2 separate regions of the Homo sapiens genome follow, and region 1 is linked to region 2. The links are chromatin loops, found by intact Hi-C in ENCODE. Cell type or tissue: GM12878. All regions are shown on one strand. Each heading gives the region's core, and the rest is flanking DNA. Links, peaks and the distances in the headings are about the cores only.

The links. Peaks named below come from ENCODE experiments on the same cell type or tissue, not always from the same donor. Only the 100,000 strongest peaks of a DNase experiment are listed, where the experiment ranks them.
Region 1: it touches region 2 in a loop (2.7-fold over the local background); 6 of 110 quality-filtered maps call a loop at or near these places.

Annotation. Positions count from the first base shown.
Region 1 is chr14:93,724,070-93,733,605 of GRCh38, reverse strand. All of the region lies in intron 4 of PRIMA1 (proline rich membrane anchor 1), which reads left to right. Among named protein-coding and RNA genes, the nearest start is that of PRIMA1, 60 kb to the left of the region's middle. In GM12878, for the core only: no CTCF peak of the experiment used is centred there; a DNase peak (open chromatin) is centred at 3,486.
Region 2 is chr14:93,887,394-93,896,212 of GRCh38, reverse strand. No RefSeq gene overlaps it. Among named protein-coding and RNA genes, the nearest start is that of FAM181A-AS1, 35 kb to the left of the region's middle. RefSeq lists enhancers at 1-4, 1,914-2,687, 2,688-3,462, 4,498-5,475. In GM12878, for the core only: a CTCF peak has its summit at 3,077 (motif pointing right); no DNase peak of the experiment used is centred there; H3K27me3 peaks cover 762 bases.

The DNA of each region.
Region 1 (9,536 bases), core at 1-8,000, 160 kb after region 2:
GCCTTTCAGAGCCAGGTTGCCAAGAGGATGTTTCTAGAATCGGGTAGGTCAGGGAGGAGGTGACTCTGGAGATGCCTTGGCACCTGGGGGTGTCAGCTGCCGGGACACGGGCCTCGGCAGGGACGGGCGGCACCGAGGGCTGAGTTGCAGCTGTGGAAGGCGCACCCCGCAGGGCCCTCACATCTGTGTCCAAGGCCTGGCTGAAAGGGGGCTGGACCTTGGCAGGAGGAAGAGTCTCACTAGCACTTGCTAGACGCAGATTAGGTGAAATAACACTTCTCCTGTGACTCAGCAAGCCTTCACCAAGTCCCACCTGTGCACTGGGTAGACGGTGTTCAGAGGAGGGGCACCTTGCCCAGACCTGGTAGCCAGGTGGGGTGGGAGGTTTCTTAAAGAGGTACATTAGCCAGGCCAGGGGACTGGGCGGGGAGGGTGTTACTTGAATTTGCATGAGCACGAGCAGTGGCCCCCAAGTCTGCTGTCAATGACCCCAAACTCCAGAGGGGGTTCCCAGCCATAGGGAGCCCATGCAACATGCATTTTGGTGGCTTCATTGCCCCGGGCTTGTTGTAAACAAGCCTTTTTATCTACAGCCACATGGAGAGCAGGCCCCAGAGCCCTTGGGTGCTGGGTACCCCCGTGCCTGGCACCTGGGTGTCCTCCCACCCCTAGGCCTGACGGGCACATGTTTCTGACAGCAGGACAGCCTGATTTGTTAAAAGAGCCCAGAACTGGGAGTCAAGTCCCCAGGCCTGTTCCCTTCCCAGCCCCAGCCCCGCCGGGCTCAGCTGGGCTCAGCTGGGCTCAGCAGGTATCGCTTCCCTCTGTGGCCTCCGTTTTCCCTCTCTGAAATGACAATCTCCGAGCAGCCTTTTGTGTCCCCATCCTGGATCGCAGGGGGACCATCACCACTCAGGCATTCAGCCTCTTGGACGTATAAATGCTGATCACTGTGCCCGCCAGGGCTGGGCCAGGTGCCAGGACCAGGTGCCAGGCACTGGGCTACAGGAGTGGGCACCACCGGCACAGTCCCTGCCCATGCTGCACATACCTTTTCGGGGGAAGAAGTGGACATCAATCAGACCAGACTGCCCCCAAAGAACGGTGGATCACAGTCAGAGGAGAGGCAGAAGAGCAGAGACAACACGAGTGTCCGTCCAGGGCAGGAGACAAACCTAAAACCAGTGATGACCACAGAGAGTCATCAAGATAAAGCTCCAAGGGGCAAGGCACCCGCTGCCCAGGTAGACCTCAGATCCCAGCTTGGGGAGCCCCACAGGCCTGTGCACTTGCAGGGATGTGGCTGTTTTCCTGGGGTGGCATTTGCAGCTTCTCTGACAGCCACACCCTTCACTCAGAGAAGAGCTCCTGTGTTGAGGGGAGATGATGCCCACCCCCTGCACGGAGACACGCCCATGCTGGCACAGGATGAACACCTTGCCTCCATTGGCCATCTGTGGCGTGGGTCTGTTCCCAATTGCCATGAAGCCACTGGACAGCCATTTCCCTCTCACTTACTGGTATAATTGGCAGAAAGACCAATACGTGGTCTCAGGACGGTTTGGCTGACCCTGCAGACGTTAATTGCTGACCTTAAGCAAGCGTGCTGCTTCCTGGATGTGGGCTTGAGTGTGCGTGATTGTGCCTAAGCACCACTTATTGCTGGGCTCTGGTCCTCATCAGCTGTTTGTGGTTGAGCCACTTTCAGTAGAACGAGCACTTTTGAATGCTCAAGCCTTTTTGATGGTGCCTTAGAAAACCCATTGACTGGCACAGGACTGTTCAGTGTTGATCCATTTATTGAGCACCTAATGTGTGCTGGGGACTAAGCACAAGGGATGCAGAAGAAACAAGACAGTCCCTGTTCTCCTCCTGCTGGAGGAGGCAGATTAAGCACACACACCAGCAAATTAATAAATGAGGTGATCTTAAAGACTATGAAGAGAAAAAAAATACAGGTTAATGGGGAAGAGAAGGAGAAAGGAGTGAAGGTTGTGTCCTCTCCAAAGAGTCAGGCATGTTGTGCATGCCTTTTGAGACAGCTTAATGATTAGAAAGTATGGCTAGAGCATTGCACATTTATTCCCTCCTTTTAATTTAGTTTTAATTTTTATCAAAGGAATACATATACATACTATGGCTTAAAATGTCAAATGTGCTCCCAAGGCTCTTAAGAAAGACAGCAGCCCCCTGTCTTTTCCCCCAAGTCACATTCTTGAGAGGCAACCACTTTCAACAGTTAGCTGTTTCTTCTGATGTTTCTCTCCATATGCTAAGTGATGTGTATACTGCTATTTAAATTTTCTTTCCATTTTAAGCACCATCTATTTACTTTCCACTGTGGAAGATACCAAGGCCAGCACCCTTGCAGTACAGACATACAACATACTTCCCCTCTTCTCATTCTCCACCTAGAATGGGGCTCAGTATGGGATTCTGTGCCTATTCAGTGCTTACCTTAGTGTAACAAAGAACATATTGTGCATAGCTGAGCCACATAGCGTACTATGCTGTTTCCTTTCCTGGGGTTAACAATGCCTCCTCTCAACACAGTCAAATTTATCAGTTCCATTTTTGTCCTGGGGGCTCCATGCTCCTCTCCAGGTGGACTGTGGGTCTCTGAGCCTGTTGCACAGTTGTCACCCTACAATCATCCTCTCCAGCACCCTTCCAAGCTGGATGATCCCAATATGGCTCCTCCCTGGGAACCTGCTACCCTCAGCTCTCTCCCTCCCTCTCCAACTCCAGTCTTTCATCTCCTTAGCTTGATTATTTCATGGATATTTTTCCCAAGATCTTTCCTGGATCATAGACTCAATAGAAAGTTAATCAGTGAAATTAGTTTTCTTTTTAGGATTTACACTCTTTCTGGAGCTTTGGGATAGCCCAGAGAAAGGTTAGTTCTTACTGAATGTGTGGCATATAGAGAAGATCTGGTTACCTGGGGGCACCTGGAATGCCAGGGAGGGGTGGAAATGAGTTTCCTATGGAGTCTGAGCCAGAATGAACCTTCATGGTCAAGGGCCAATCCCTTGTTTTACTGATGTGGGAACTGAGGCCTTGGTGGGGAGAGAAATGGTTCAGGTTCCAGAGGTTTCCTGCCCTCCTCCTGGCTCATCGAGCACTCCCAGAGGTCTCTCTGGTCAGTGTCCTTCCCCTCATTTCTTCCAGTTGAGTCCTTGCTGCTCCTCCCTGGAGACCCAACTCAAATGCCACCTCCTCTGAGATGTCATCCTGGACGAGTATAGAGCTCTCTCTTCCCTGTCCAACTGCTAGAGTTATAGCTGTCCCTGAATTTACAATTCTGCTTTCTGCTGTAGGTAGGTGTATGTCGGTGTTCGTGTGCCCACACCCTTGCGAATGCGTGGTTGTGTGCACACACGGTAGATGGGGATTGGTCATCTCATCTTACTCATCTCTCTCCCGACGGTGCCTGGCACGATGCCTGGCACATAGAAACTGGTCAGTGGTGGTTTCTGTGGTGTGAATGGAGGCTTGTTCCCACAGACTTGCCAGAGTCCACCTTTTAAACTGACAGACTCTATTTAGAATTGCAGTAAACTCATTTTTTTTCTCTATCTGGGTGAGTGAAATCGTCTGCTTTTGGTGTAAATAACATGCACCAAATTTTAAGTGTTGGGCCTCACCCCTTCACCAGTTTCAGTTTTCCCAGCCCCCTGCCATTCCTGCCCCCTCCCTCTCAACCCCATTTCTTCAGTAGGCCTCCTGCCATTCTCTCCCTTCCCCATACGCATGTACCCTGACTCAGCGGTCCCCTCTCCAAGCTTCGGAATAGCACAGCCTCTCTCCCACCTGCGCATAACACACTCCCAGGATGTGAATGCAGTGAAGCAGCTCCGCCATCTACCTCCTCTTCTTCCTCCCCGCAGGACACACCTACTGTGCCAGGGGCCAACCCAGCCCTCTCTCCCTCGTTGCCTGCTCTGGCCTTCAGCTGATCTGCAGAGTCAGGGCCAAAGGAGGGGCATGGGGAAGAAAAGGTTGGCCAGGCCCAGAGGCCAGCAGTGAGGACCAGGAATCAGGACAGGAGTGGAACTGCTCCATCCACCCTCAACTCACCACAAACTTCCAGGAGCAAGAAATTCACCTTGAATGCATCTTGGTGCATTCCTGGGGCCCTGAGACTGGGGGTTATCTCATGGGCCAAAGCCTCTTGGCCAGGTAGGGTCTCAATGTGGTTCCCATCTGTCACCTCTCCCTGCTGTTCACATGCGTACCTGTAGCAACACTCCCTCCTCCCCACTGCCCCAAATCCAACCCAGAATCACCACACCTGGTTGTACTGTGAGTCAGGTCAAAGTTAGTGTACTCCAAGGAAGGGCCTCCTGAGGGCAAGTGCTGAGCATTGATGCATGGCCTTGGCTGCTCAGAGACTATCCTGCATCCTTTGGAACCTGGGCTGAATTCAAGGAGCTGGCACCTGTGCTTAGTCCAGAATCAAGACTCGATCTTCTGACTCCTTGGCCAGTGCGCCTTCCCCTGGGCCTCACTGCCACCTTCTAGGCTGTCTGGGGCTTGGCTCTTTGGAGTCCCAGAAGATGCAGTGTCCTCACCATCACACCCACATCCTCCATCCAGGAAGAGGTCAGGCCAGCAAGGGGCAGGGGCACGAGGTCCTTACCTGCCCTGGGCTGGAATGCTTCTTTGGACTTATTTGTCCCCCTATAAAGACCCATCTTCCATGATGGGTGATAAGATCCCATCCTGCCGTGTGATGCAGGCAGCAGGGACGAGCCTGCTTCATCTGCCGGCATCCTTGGTGTGGGGCGCATGGAGCCCAGGCCTCCGTGCACCGTGGACAGTCATGGACAGAATGCTCAGCAGATTGAGGGTGTGTGTGCTCTGGGCCAGCTGATGGGAGACCCAGACGGATCCCTGCTTCTTGGGGCCTTTTTCTTTTGTCATCAAGAAATGCATGCCTCTCTGGACCCATCTCTCCAGACATGCTGGGTCAAGGTCATGGGGCAGGGTGAGGGTAAATGGGAACCCCCATTTAAGAAGTCTTCAGGTGACGCCCACTGCAGTCAGGATAAGACCCAGACACCTTGCCCCGGCCAGCTGCACCCTACAGGGGCTGGCTTCTGCCCCACTGCTCCTGCTGGTGTTTTTCTCCTCCTCTCCGCCCTCGCTCAGGACTCTCCAGCTGCACAGGCCTCCATCCCAGCTCTGTCCTGCTCCTTGCATGGCAGGGTCCTTCTCATCCCCTGGACCTCGCTGACCTGTCAGCCTACCAGGCCTCCCGCTATTCTCTCCCTCGACGCCTGGTTCTTTGCCGTCTTAGTTCCTCTCTTAATTTGCTGCAGTCTGTTCATTTGTGTACTGCTGGTCAGATGACTACCAACCTGGTGCCAGGTCGAGGCCAGTGTCCTTGGGCCATATGAGTCCGTTGTGTGCACTCAAATGAGCCGAACCCACAGGACCATGGAGGTGGAGCCACCTGTGAATGAATCTTGCCCGTGAAGAGAGGCGCCCTGTGCCTGAGGTTGGGGAGTCCGGGGGAGGGGGATGGGCCGCTTCTCTTGGGGAGACACCCCCTCAGCCTCCTTGTTTGCTTCAGGAGCCCCCGAAGCAGTGCCGGGCATTTCTGTAGTGCCCATGGTGACCAGGCTGGGCTGGGCTGGCTCAGGACAGCTGAGCAGCGTAGGATGCAGGGGAGCCCTGGTGGGGCGTGACCGCCCAGGAGCTCAGGGCAGGTCTCTCCTGGAAACCCAGCCTCTAGGAAGAACAGATGGCTTTGTGTATTCCCATTACCAATGAAGGCCTTTTGTGACAGCAAGACAAGGTGAAGGGAGGTTTTGTGACAGGAAGACAAGGTGAAGGGGGGTTCCGTGACCTGGGGCTGGTGTCCAAGGGCATGCCCACATGTGTCTGCCTGTGCCCACCTGTTCTGTATAGGACCTCCACCAGACCTCAGCCGAAGGCCCTTCTACCCAGAGGTGTTCCCCAGCCCCTTCATCCCCAGCACAGAGGCGGGTGGCAGGGAGGCATTGTCCCTGGAGTTTCAGGGAGGCGGGTGCCCAGACCCCCAGTGAGATGGACACCGTCTGGGCCGCTTCTGCCCACAGAATCCCCAGCAGGGATCTCCATCCCCCAGCACCATTCTGGCATCTCAGAGGCTTGAAGGACAGTCACCGAGGCCTGAGCTAGCTTGGAGGTCCCTGTCCAGGGCTCTGTGCATGAGCCCGCAATCCTTTCTTCAGCCTCCGGGCTGGGAAGGGCTCTGCCCTAGATCAAATCCCAGGCTGCAGAGCAGTGCTCAAGGGGAGAGAGAGTCACGCCTGTGAGAAGCCCCTCCCCCGGCAGACCCCTCTCTGCTCCCCTCGGCCCACAGCTCCCAGGGGAGGATGCAAGCATGAGAAATGCACAGTCGCCAGTTCCGCCGCAGCTCAGCGGAGGCGGCCAAACAGGTGATCCCAGGGGATGGTCCAGACAGTGGGTCCCACTGGCTGTGAGGACGCTTGTCTGCCGCATGCCTGTCTCCCACCCCCCTGGGCGATGGAGGCTGGACGTGGGGCTGCTGCTTCTCACGGTGACGCCCTCGAGGCTCAGAAAGGCTTTTTGTAGCTTCTTGACCCAGGTTTGGGGAAGTCTGAGGTCTACAGAGGAGTCTCATCATGGAACGCTGAGTGTGTGTGTATATGAGTGTGGGGATATATGTCTGTAGGTATGCATATGCATATGTGTATTCATATGTATGTGTGCATGCATGTGCACATATGTGTATGTGTGCATATGTGTGTAGGGACATGTGTGTATGTGTATATTGTGTGTGTGTTGAAGTACATGTGTGTATGTGTATATTGTTTGTGTGTGTGGATTTGTACATTTATGCGTATGTGCCTGTGTGTACATATATGTGTGTGTGTAAGTACATGTTTGTATGGGTTTGTGCATATGTACATGTGTCTATGTGTATGTGTATATTGTATGTGTGTGTGGATTTGTGCATGTGTACATGTGTCTATGTGTATATTATATATGTGTGTGTTTGCGTACATGTGTATGTGTATAGTGTGTGTGTATGTGGATTTGTGCATGTGTACATGTGTCTATGTGTACGTGCCTGTGTGTGTTACGCAGGTTCATGTGTGTGTATGGGTGTGGGAGGGTGTCGGGGTGGGCAGTCGGGGGATGAATACCTTCATAAGAGGTGAGTCCAGGACCTTTAACTTTCACTTCTCCCAGGGGCGCATGAGGCAGGAAGACAGCCTCCCTTCTTAGGCTCCCAGAGTTGTTCTTTGCCTCCATCTCCTCCATCCCCACAGAGCAGCAGGCTGAGCGGGAGGCTGTCACATCATGATCAGCAGGGCCTAAGAGGGGTACCTGGGTCCTGGCCCTCCTTGCCCAGGCCAAAGATGCCGGTGGAGGCACAGTTTCTGCAGGGGCCCCTCGTGGCTGCTGGCATGTGCGGCTGGAGCTGTCCGCGCGGCACTCCGAGCAGGGAATGTGGGAGCCTGCTGCCCTCCAAGCCCAGGGCAGGGGACAAGAAGTCTGAAGGTGGCAGAGCCCACCCTCCTACAAGCAGGAATCCTGGGTGCCGCCAAGGAAAGTCTCACTAACCTCTCTCTTGGTTTCTAGGAACCATGCCATCTAGGGAGCCCTCTGTGGCCATCTCTGCCTGGACCAGGGTGGAAATGCCTCTTCTTGGTTTAATGAGACCAGCCTCAGCTGACTCACAGAGCTGCAGAGCCAGGCTGGGTCCTAACAACTCTCTCTAGCATTTCCGGAGCCCCACGGGGCACGCGTTAGGTAGGAAGTCTGTGCAGACTGGAGAACCTTGGCTGCTGCCAGCCGGTGGGGCCAGCTACCTGGTGACACCTTTTCCCCAGCAGTACTGAGAGCTAACAAACATTTATGGAGCACTTACGGTATGCCAGACGCTTGTCTAAGTGCTTGACATGGACTAACGTGTTTAATCCTCCCAACAAGCCTATGAAATGGACACCACTATTGTGCTCATTTCAAAGACAAGAAACTGAGGCATAGAGAGGCTATGTAGCTTGCCTGAAGTCACACGGCCAGAAAATGGTGGGGCGGGGGTTTACTGAGCCTTGACATCTGCCGCTTAGCACTTCCGCAGCGTCACCCTGAAGTGCCGTGCTTGATGGAGGGGTGGAGTTGGGGGGGTGCAGAGGTGGAGCCGTCTTCGCTTTAGGGAACACCCAGCTTCCATGGGCTGCAGTGAATCCCAGAAAGGCTTTGGGAGCAGCAGTCCAGGCAGGAGAGTGGTTGGGGACTCAGCTCCGGTGGCAGGAGGGGAGCAGATCATGACCATTTCTCAGGAGAGCCCTCGGCTGCCACCCTCCCCCATCACCACGCGCGGGCTCCCGAATGCTCCTGTCTGGGGCCCTTACCTGCCACAGGTGCCGAGCCCCTTACCTGCCACAGGTGCCGAGCCTCTGCCAAGCCCCTCTGCCTGCTTTCCTGTCTGGGAAACTGGCTGAGCAGCTGCGAAGGCCCTGGGCCCCCTCCTCACCCTGCCTTCCAGGGTCCTCCTGCCAGGCTCACTTCCTGCTTAGCTCTTCCGAGCCACCTCTTCCCCAGGGCCCGCGAGTACGAAGGGGTCTCAGAGATGGCAGGAAGCCTTTAGAACTGTCTCCTTGCCTCCTGCCAATAGAAATCCTACTGACCGCCTCACCTTAGCCGCAAAAGGGTGGAAACCTTGAGCCATCCAGGCTTAGTTATTTCTAAGGGAGCTCCATGCCGCCTTCATTTCTTCATTATCCACCCTAGAAGGCCCTTAAGCCATATCTCCCATGATCTGGACCTGTTGCAATTGTTTTTATTTTAGCCCTAAGCCCAATATGTAATATGTATTAAGGAGAATGCAGTGTGGGCTTGGGTCCAGACTCTTTTCTGCCTGTTAATATTTTCTGGAATCCTGATGCTGATGTCCTTTCTTCCCTTCATGTATTCGTGATATATTTATCCCACTTGAGTCCCTCAGCGGCCTCACTGGGGAGCACAGGATCTCACTGTAAGAAAATGTCACCCCCACAAATTGTCCAGGCCATGCAGATTTCATGGAGTCAGAAGTCAGGCACACCCAGCAACATCAGAGCTGCTTAAGGCTTTCTGGAAAAGGGGTGGGTAGGACAGGAACGGGGATGAAGGGGACAGAGGGAGCAAAAGGCCCAGGGCAGAGCTTGGCTGCAGAGTCCATCATTTCCCATGGATCCCGACATAAACAAGGTAGCACAGCTGAGGCCTGTAAACCCAGAGTTTCCAGAGAGTATCTGTTAGCGTCTACATAAATGGTGTTCTCAGATTCACGTGTGGGATATGCTGAGTTAAAGCAAAAGGAGACAGTTTTCTTGGAGGACTCTGCAGAATCTCTAAGAGGGGGGTGGAGGAAGGCTTTCCCAAGTTGATGAGGTCCCAGAGCTCATATGGGAATACCTGCTGGGAATGCTGATTAAATGGGAAGATGCTGGCACTTTGGGAGGCCGAGACGGGAGGATCACTTGAGGCCAGGAGTTCAAGAACAGCCTGGGCAACATAGCGAGACCCTGTCT
Region 2 (8,819 bases), core at 1-8,000:
TTCTTCCCAGCTGCGGCCCCTCCGCCTCCTACACGAACCATTAAGTTGGCCCCAGTCACATGGCCACGCTGAGCTTGGCCATCTGCTCAGGAAGAAGAGAAGTGGCTTTTGGGGAGCAGCTGGCAGTCCCGCACAGTCTCATTGGCCCTGTTCAGGTCACATGTAACCCATCAGTGGCTGCATCAGTTAGTTTTTGTGGCATCACAAGCTGAATTCGTTTCCTAGGCCCGCCATAACCACGTATGACAAATTTATTCTCTCCCAGTTTTGAAAGCCAGAAGACCAAAATCAAGGTGTGAGCAGGGCCAAGCTCTCTCCGGAGGCTCTAGAGGAAAATTTTTCCTTGCCTCTCTTCTAGCCTCTGATGGTTGCCAGCAATTCTCTGCCTTCCTTGGCTTAGAGCTGCAGTGACTCCACTCTCTGCCTGCATCCAGACATAGTCTGTGTCTTTGTATCCAAATTTCTTTCCTTTCTCTTGTAAAGAACGTAAGGCCCACCCTAATCCTTTATGACCTCACCTTAACTTCATTGCATTTATTTTCAAGTAAAGTCACATTCACGGTACTGGCATTAGGGCTTCAGCTTATCTTTCTAGGGGACACAATTCAACCCCCTACACAAGTCTCACTCCAGTGTACCTGCCCTCTCCACCCCGCAGTACGTGTGCCAAGCTGGAAGCACACCCTTGCTAGAGATCCCCGCCTGCCACAGCTGGATAGCCCACTGCTGCTACCTGAATCTAGGTAGTGAGCCCCTTGTCCCTGGAGGTATGCAGGCAAATCCAGGTTTGGCAGCAGCTCAATTAAAGTGGCTTAATTCACATTCATTAATAAACATTTAATGAGCACCACTGGGCTAGGTACCAAGAACAGAGAGGCGGTGATTGTAACCCCAAGAGAAGAACAGATAATTGGCTCATAATATGATAGCGGAAGCAGATGAGCACTAAAGGAGAACGCAGGCCAGAGGCGGAGCAGCTGGGAGGCGGAGCAGCTGGGAGGCGGAGCAGCTCAGAGGTGGGCCTGGGTGGCAGCAGGCATGTTCTCCACCCAGGGCCATGAGGGAAGGACAAGAGAGGAGGCAGCCCCATGAGGAGGGGAGGGGGAGGGGAGGAGAGTGGGAGAATGCAGTATGTAGGGAGCAGTGAAAATAGAGCTCAGAACAGATTAAGAGGACAAAGCAAGTTGAAAATGATAGGGCATGATAGAAACAAAGCACAAAATGACACCTCGTGTTTTCTCTGGATTCATACTTGTGTGTAAATGTGCTTACAATGGGCTCCAAGGGCAGCCACAGCCTGAGAGCAGTGGTTTTCTCGGGCTCACGAGAATAAAGTGTGTGGACAAAGGGGATTCTAATTGTGTTGTAGAACTCTAATTTTTAAAAGAGAATAGATGTATATGCTATTTGTCTCATTTCTTTAATTTGCACATAGCAAAATGACTACCAGCAAAGACACCAAAATAGCAGCGGCAAATTCTGGGTGGTGGGAATCAGTGGCGGTGGTTGGTTCCCTTTACTTTTCTGATCGTTTGACTTCCTTAAAATGTGCATGTATCCTGTTTAATAATAAAGAAGAGAGTGGTTTTTCCTTAAAAAATGTCTAGAAGTGAAAATGCCACATATAAGTATATATTAATGTCTCATATTAACAGTGGTTAATTCAGAGCAGTGGAGATATGGGGTGTTGTCATTTTCCTTTTAGGATTTTTCTGCATTTGTCAAATTTCCCAAAATGAAAAGGAGGCAAAGGCTGGGCTGGAGCCCAGAAGAGCCCAGCATTTGGGGGAGGGTGGAGCCCAGAGCAGTCCCCCAGCCTTTGCTTTTCTGGTCTGGATGGTGCCACTGTCCAGTGAGTTTTTGGTAAAAAGGAGGGGAAGGGAGAGGAGGGGATGATTGAGGGGAAGGAAGGGGACACGAGAGCGTTTCCTTGAGAGTGAGGAGAGAAAGAGGAGAGAGAGAAAGGCGCGCATCCCCGAGGTGAGCTCTGGGTCTCCTGTCTCCCAGCCTGGGAGGGGAAAGGGGCTGGTCTCTGGGCCTTGCTGATGGGAGGGGAAGGGCTGGTCTCTGGGCCTTGCTCATGGGAGGGGAAAGGGGCTGGTCTCTGGGCCTTGCTGATGAGAGGGGAAAGGGCTGGTCTCTGGGCCTTGCTCATGGGAGGGGAAAGGGCTGGTCTCTGGGCCTTGCTGATGGGAGGGGAAGGGCTGGTCTCTGGGACTTTGCTGAGCACCGGCCATCCCTTGTCCCAGGATACAGCCCTGCACATCTTTTTCCTGCTCAAGAATTTCAGAAAGAAGAAGAAAAAGCCCATTTGCACTCATATGTTTACCTCACTCCAGGGAATTCTCTGGAATGGAGAAAGGCATTTGTTTGCAGTGAAAAACAGCAGAAGAAGAAAAGCCCCGTCAGCTGGAAAGTGTCTGAGCCACAGTGAAGGGCTCCTTCCCTGCGGCCGCCGCACCGGTTATTAACACAGAGGTAATGACATTAGGCGGCGTGATTAAGTCAGCAGCCCTGGGCCTGCCACCCCTTCTCCCGGAGTTACAGCCTCATTTTTCAATTATGCTTTCATTTGAACATCTTTGAAAAACGCCTGGCGAGCACGAGAGTCCAAGAGGAGAACTGGGCTCATTTCAGCCCGTCTTTTTTCTTTCCCCAGGAGGTGGGGTAGCACATTTCCAAGCTCAAGGTGTGCAGGACCCCTCCCCAAATCCCGAAACTCGGACTTGAACAAGAATTTGCTGTGTTGAATTGTCATCAGTTGTCCCTACTCATGCCATAGAAGACTTTCAGAGCCAAGCAGGCTCCCCAGAGATTAAATCCAGCCTCTTCACCAGCAGACGGGAAACAGGTCCAGAAGAGCCCCAACTTGCCTGGAGCCCAGCCAGGCCGGACTCGGAGACTTTAGATTTCTAAACCTGAATCAAAAGGAGCCAGCTCCTCAAATGGGCATTGGTGCCTCTGTGCAGTTGTTCAGTCATCATAACAAGCAGAGTGGCCTTTGCCTCCCGTGCAGAATAGGGGTCCACAACAGGCCTGTTGTTGCTTCCTGGGTACCTGCCTGCAGTTCCCAGAGTAGCCACCAGGTGGCCCAGGCCTTGCCGACTCTGGCTTCATAATCCAAACAGCCCGGCTCAACTTCCAGGGCCTGCAACATAATGGAGAGAACTCAGAGTCCGCTCCCCACCTCCCCCGTCTGCTCCCCGCTGTAAATTTAGTCCGTGCAATAGTGAACATTCAGGTCTTCAAATTTCAGGGGTGCAGGAGCAGAAACGCAGGGGTACTGGGGAGAGAGGCTCGGGTGTGTCTTTTCAGATGCCACATAGCCTAACTGTGCTGCCTCTAGCAAGACCCCCATCTCTGAGCCTCCCTTACCTGTGAACAGGTGTATCCATAGCCACTTGCTCTGCCGCAGAGTTATGCAATGATGGACGTGAAGCCTTGTGGGAATGGCGACCCAAAAGTTCCCAAATGCCAGAATGCCAGATCCCAACTCCCCTGGATTTTTTTTTTTTTTTTGAGACAGTGTCTTACTCTGTTGCCCAGGCTGAAGTACAGTGATGCAATGCAATCATGGCTCACTGCAGCCTTGACCTCTGGGGTTCAAGTGATCCTCCCACCTCAGCCTCCCGAGTAGCTAGGACCACAGGCAAACGCCACCACACCCAGCTAGTTTTTACATTTTTTGTAGAGATGGGATCTCTCTATGTTGCCCAGGATTGTCTTGAACTCCTAGATTCAAGCAATCCCCCTGCCTCGGACTCCCAAGGTGCTGAGATTACAGGAGTAAGCCACCATGCCCAGCCCGCTGTGAGCTTGTTAACAAGCACAGCTCTGGGCCCATCCCTCCAGAGTCAGAAACAGAAGGTCTAGAGTGAGCGGGTCCCTGAGCGGGCCTCTCCCTCCCTCTGCCATCCCAAGGGGAGAAGCCATGGGGACCCTTGGCCCTAGCGCAGTGCTATCCCCACCCCACCACAACTGCCTCCACCAAAAGAGCAGAAGGAACGTCACCAGGATGCCTCACACACCGGGGCTAACAGCCCAGCAGGAGGCTGACATGCAATCAGTTACAACCCTGCCTGGAAAGTGGTGGCGGAACAGTGGGGTGTGGCACCCCCCAGGGGGCTGCAATCCACCGTGAGTTTCCCAGCAAAGCAGGTGTGCCCGGGCACTGCTCCAAGACTGACGTCCATGATTCACTCTACAAATCAAAGTGGAAGTCAGGTTATTCCTATACATACATCAGCCTTACTGACATGACAGGCTTCCTAGAATGTTCTAGGTGAGGAGTTAGAGCAACCATGCCAAAAACCCGGCCCAGCCCATGGACATGTGTCCTCCTGTGACTGCCTTGGGACGGTGGAAAAGGTTGAGATTCTTGGCGCTTCAGGTATTAAAATCGCCCAGGGTGTTTTTGGGAATGCCTTTTGGAGAAGGGGGCATTTGAACTGAGTGTTTCGGGGTAAAGAGCAGGTGAAGGAGAGGAGAGGGGGCTCTGGGAAATGTGAGCAGAGTGTGGAAGGGACAGAGCCTGCAAAAGCTTGATGAGAATGACACACATTTGGATATAGCTGGAGAGAGGGGAGCAGTGACGAGCGACGGGGTGAGAGAGTTCAGCATGGCCTGGCCCTAGACCTGAACAAGCCTCTTAAGCCACGCAGAGGTTTGGATTTCTCATAGAAACCCACAAGGGTCTTTGAAGGCTTTTCAACTCCACAAGGGCAGAGACTGGGGACACAGAGGCCAGACAGTGACCATTACTATCCCCTGGGTGAAGCCCAGGGGCCGGGGCAGAGGAAGAGGGAGTAGAAGTGGAAGGCAATGCCAGGTGACTATGGTATTCAGGATTCAGGATCCGTGGGACACAGGTTCACATCAGGAGCAGATGGGCCACGGGTCATATGGCAACCAGGCTGGCTGGAAAGGCTGGGGTACCAGGAGGAACGGGGGAGGGGGAAGCCTGCAGGACAGCAAAGGCGTCAGGGCGTGAGAGGCTCTGACGGCTTGTGCGGGGGTGACTGGAGCTTCCAGACGGCCCTTAGAAGAGGAATCCGGAGCAGCAGGAAGGAGAATGAACTGGCAAGAGGAGCCGGAGAAATGTTAGGATGTTGGTATTGGGGAAAGTTTCCTCAGCAAGGGCATGCAGAATGGATGGAAGAGGAGGGGTGCAGAGGTGGACAGGCGGCCAGGAGTGTGGGGTGACAGGTGGCCCCAGTGTGAGTGAGACCACAGCCAGCTCATGGAAACATCCAGAGTCATAGCGGGGTCCTCAGCAGAGCTGGTGAAGAGAAAGTGAGACCAACTCAACGTGTGATTGTGGATAAGTCCCTGCTCTTCTTTCAGCCCCAGTTTCCTTATTTATGTCGTAAAGAGTCCAGAGGAGGAGGCCTCCAAAGGCCCTTCCACTATGGACTTTCTGAAGTTGACTAACTGGGTAGTATCCCCATTCCTTAAGGAAAAAGCCAGCTAACAAGGACCTGGGGACATCTCTACTGCATATGGGTCACTTCTGGACATGCCCTTGACACTGTCGGCATCATCTCTTTTATGTGGATTCCAACTAGGGCTGCTGTGTACAGTTGCACAGGCTACGTACTGCATTGTTTGAGGCACAGCCATCCCTTTAAACTAGATGGAGTCTTGCAGAGCAGCCCCTGTGCTGAGAACATCCTCCCTGCTCCATGACAGCATCTGGAGTGCCTACTTCCTGGAACCTGGACCCTCTCCCCAGAATGTGATTGGGGAGAACAGGAGGACCTGAGTTCTAGGCTGGCCTGTGGTGTTACATGGCCAGCCCCTCTACTCACTGGGCCTCTGTCTCTTTCTCCATAAAGCGGCCAGGACGAGCCATTCTGAGGCCTTGTCCAACTTCTGAGTTCTTATTGCCAGAATCATTTGTCTCTGGAAATTGCAGCAGCACCGAGAGGGCCATGTGGCCTTTCTGGGCTCCTCCCAGATCAGCCCCAGGAGCTGAGAATTTTCCTTGTGCTTCTGTGCTGCAGAGCAGAGATGCTGCTGGGCTCATCCAAATCCCATCCTCCCCAAAGCCCCAGGGGCCTCATTCCTACAGGGGCTGATTCTCGAGACCCAGGGCTTCATAAGTGCCTCGACTACCAGACAAGCAATAAGTGTCCAGGGTGGGTCGGCTGCACACCACAGCACCTGACAGCTGGGTGGTTCTTGCTCAAACCATCATTATCTCCCTTAAATCACGTGAGTAGGAAGTCTGGATTTGTCACTAAGGAAAGCTGACAGGACATTCTTCATCAAGGAGGCCCTCCAGCCCATGGACAGGGTTGGTGGGATTCCTGGCTTTCAAGGGACCAGCCCTGTTACGGAGCACTAATGAACATAACCAGCAGCATGTCCTCCACACGTGACAGTCCATGAAGCCCTTCACACTAATGAAGTCACTCAACAAACACTGAGGGCATACTCTGGGCTAGCTCACTGTGGTCATGGACATGAGACAGCTCCAGGTACTGCTCAAAGTTGCTCACCGCCCCTCTGGCTCATAGCTGATTTGATTCTCACAACCACCCTGTGAGGTAGGTATTATTATCACCCACACTTTGCAGACCAGGAAACTGAGGACAAGATTTAGGTCCTTTGCCTAAGGACCTAAGGCCAAGCTGAGCCCTGAACACAGGCAACAGACCACAGCCCCCAGGGGTTTCGTTCTCCCTCATGTGCTGTGACCTGGGGCCAGCACCTTCCCTTTCTCAGTCTCAGCTCCTCATCTGTAGTTTCTGGCTGGGGGGCTAGAATGGTGACCTAGCTCTGCGGTGCATAGATCCTGTGAGCCCAGACCTGCTGCAGACTTGGCAAACCTAAGAGTTAGCTTCAGAAATCAAATTGGCAGATCCAGAGCTCTAAATCAGAAGAGACACCGCCCAACAAGCTGATTGGGCAAGTAGGCGTCCGGGCCAAGTTCGAAATACGCACAACTCACCCTTGTAAGCTGTAAACACGCTGCACCACGAGGTCCCGCTGTCCATCATCGGGTGTGTGAGTTGATATCTGCCTTCCTGGAGCCAAGTTTTGGCTGTAGCAGACACTTCATTTCTCCCCACACAGGGTTCCACATTATAAATCACGTGCTTAGGAGAGAGGGGGAGAGGCGGGAACAGCTGCCAAAGGCTGGACCTGGCCACGTGAATGGGATTGGGGCACATGAGTCCACTGATTGTGGAGAACTAGTGGCTTTCTCAAATAGGCATGGAGCTCAGGATGCCCTGTCTACCTGGTCAACTGCCCTTCCCCGAGGACCTAAGTGCACAGTACTACGGTTAGGTGCACAGAGGCAGCACACCAGGATCCTGGCTCCGTGCTCACAGGCAGTTTCCATTTTCCCCCTAGACCCACCCCGACCCTCCACGCTGTTCTCTGGTCTCTGCGGACGCCATTCAAGGACTCCTGGACCCCTGGTTCCCAGTGAGTTCCCACAATAGTAGATGTAGGCACAAGATCAGAGGGTACCTTGAGACTGAGGTTGGCTATTTATTTATTCCCCTGGACCTTTTCCTAGCAAAGACTGCAGCTCCTGACAGCCTGCCCTTTCCTGCAGCCTCTCTCCAGGTTTTGTAACCCCTCTTCCTCCTTGCCCTTCAGGACGTCACCAGCGCTGTGACACTGTGCCATCCCTTGTTGGCTTCCCTCAACCGACTCACACCTCTGTAAATATTCCCCTTTTAAACTCATGACCTCTTTCATGTATGCCATGGGATTTCTCCCAGGAGGCTGACTGATGCAGCTGTTTACTGTACATCAATTTTAAGATGCACTGTTATTTTAAGTCTCACTAAGAAAGAATAAACAGGCCAGGTGCAGTGGTTCACACCGGTAATCCCAGCACTTGGGGAAGCCTATGCAGGAGGATCGCTTGAGCCCAGGGGTTTGAGACCAGCCTGGGCAACGAAGTAAGACCCCCACCTCTACAAAAAAAAAAAAAAATTAGCCAGACATAGTGGCATGAGACTGTGGTCCCAGCTACACAGGAGGCTGAGGCAGGAGGATCAGAAGATCACTTGAGTCCAGGAGGTTGAGGCTGCCATGAGCCATGTTCACGATGCCACTGCACTCCAGCTTGGGTGACACAGCAAGACCCTGGAAAGAAAGGAAGGAAGGAAGAAAGGAAGGGAGAGAGGGAGGGACAGAGGGAGGGAGGGAAGCAGGGAGTAAGGGAGAGAGAATAAACCACAGCCTTAAGTGATGACACAAACTAGACCTGTAAACCATGACACAGGGCTTCCTATCACTTTATATTTTTATTTTATATTTGGCAAAAGAGCTGTTTTTTAAACTTGTTTCAATTTAGGATTTTGAGGGTTTTAAAAAATCCTCTATCACTTTTGTGCATACACAAAGAGGGAGATATCAACTAATAAATCAGCTCAGTTGCTCCCAGAACTCCATGCTCAAGAGTCCTTCTCTTCTGAACTGTTTAGCTTCCATGGCATCAGTGTCCACATTTGCCCACATGGAACTGGTTCTGGGCCATCAAGGGCATTGGTGGTGCACCATTTCTTAAAGGGCTGCCCCACTTTTGTCTCTGGGATTTTCTTTCCAAAGCCACTGCCCACATTGTGCAAATTTTAATATGCATGTATGGCAATGACAACTTTGTTATGACTGTCACCTGTCAGCATCAACTGTACGATGTACCTCCATTTTAGAGACCATAAAATGTTTCTGTTAGAATCAAGGAAATATGGGTGTTAATTACGCTGACCTTAGGCAAGTCAATTTGCGTCTCTGAGCCTTAGTGTTTTCATTAGTTGAAAGGTACATTTACCCAACTTGATCTATAGATTCAATGC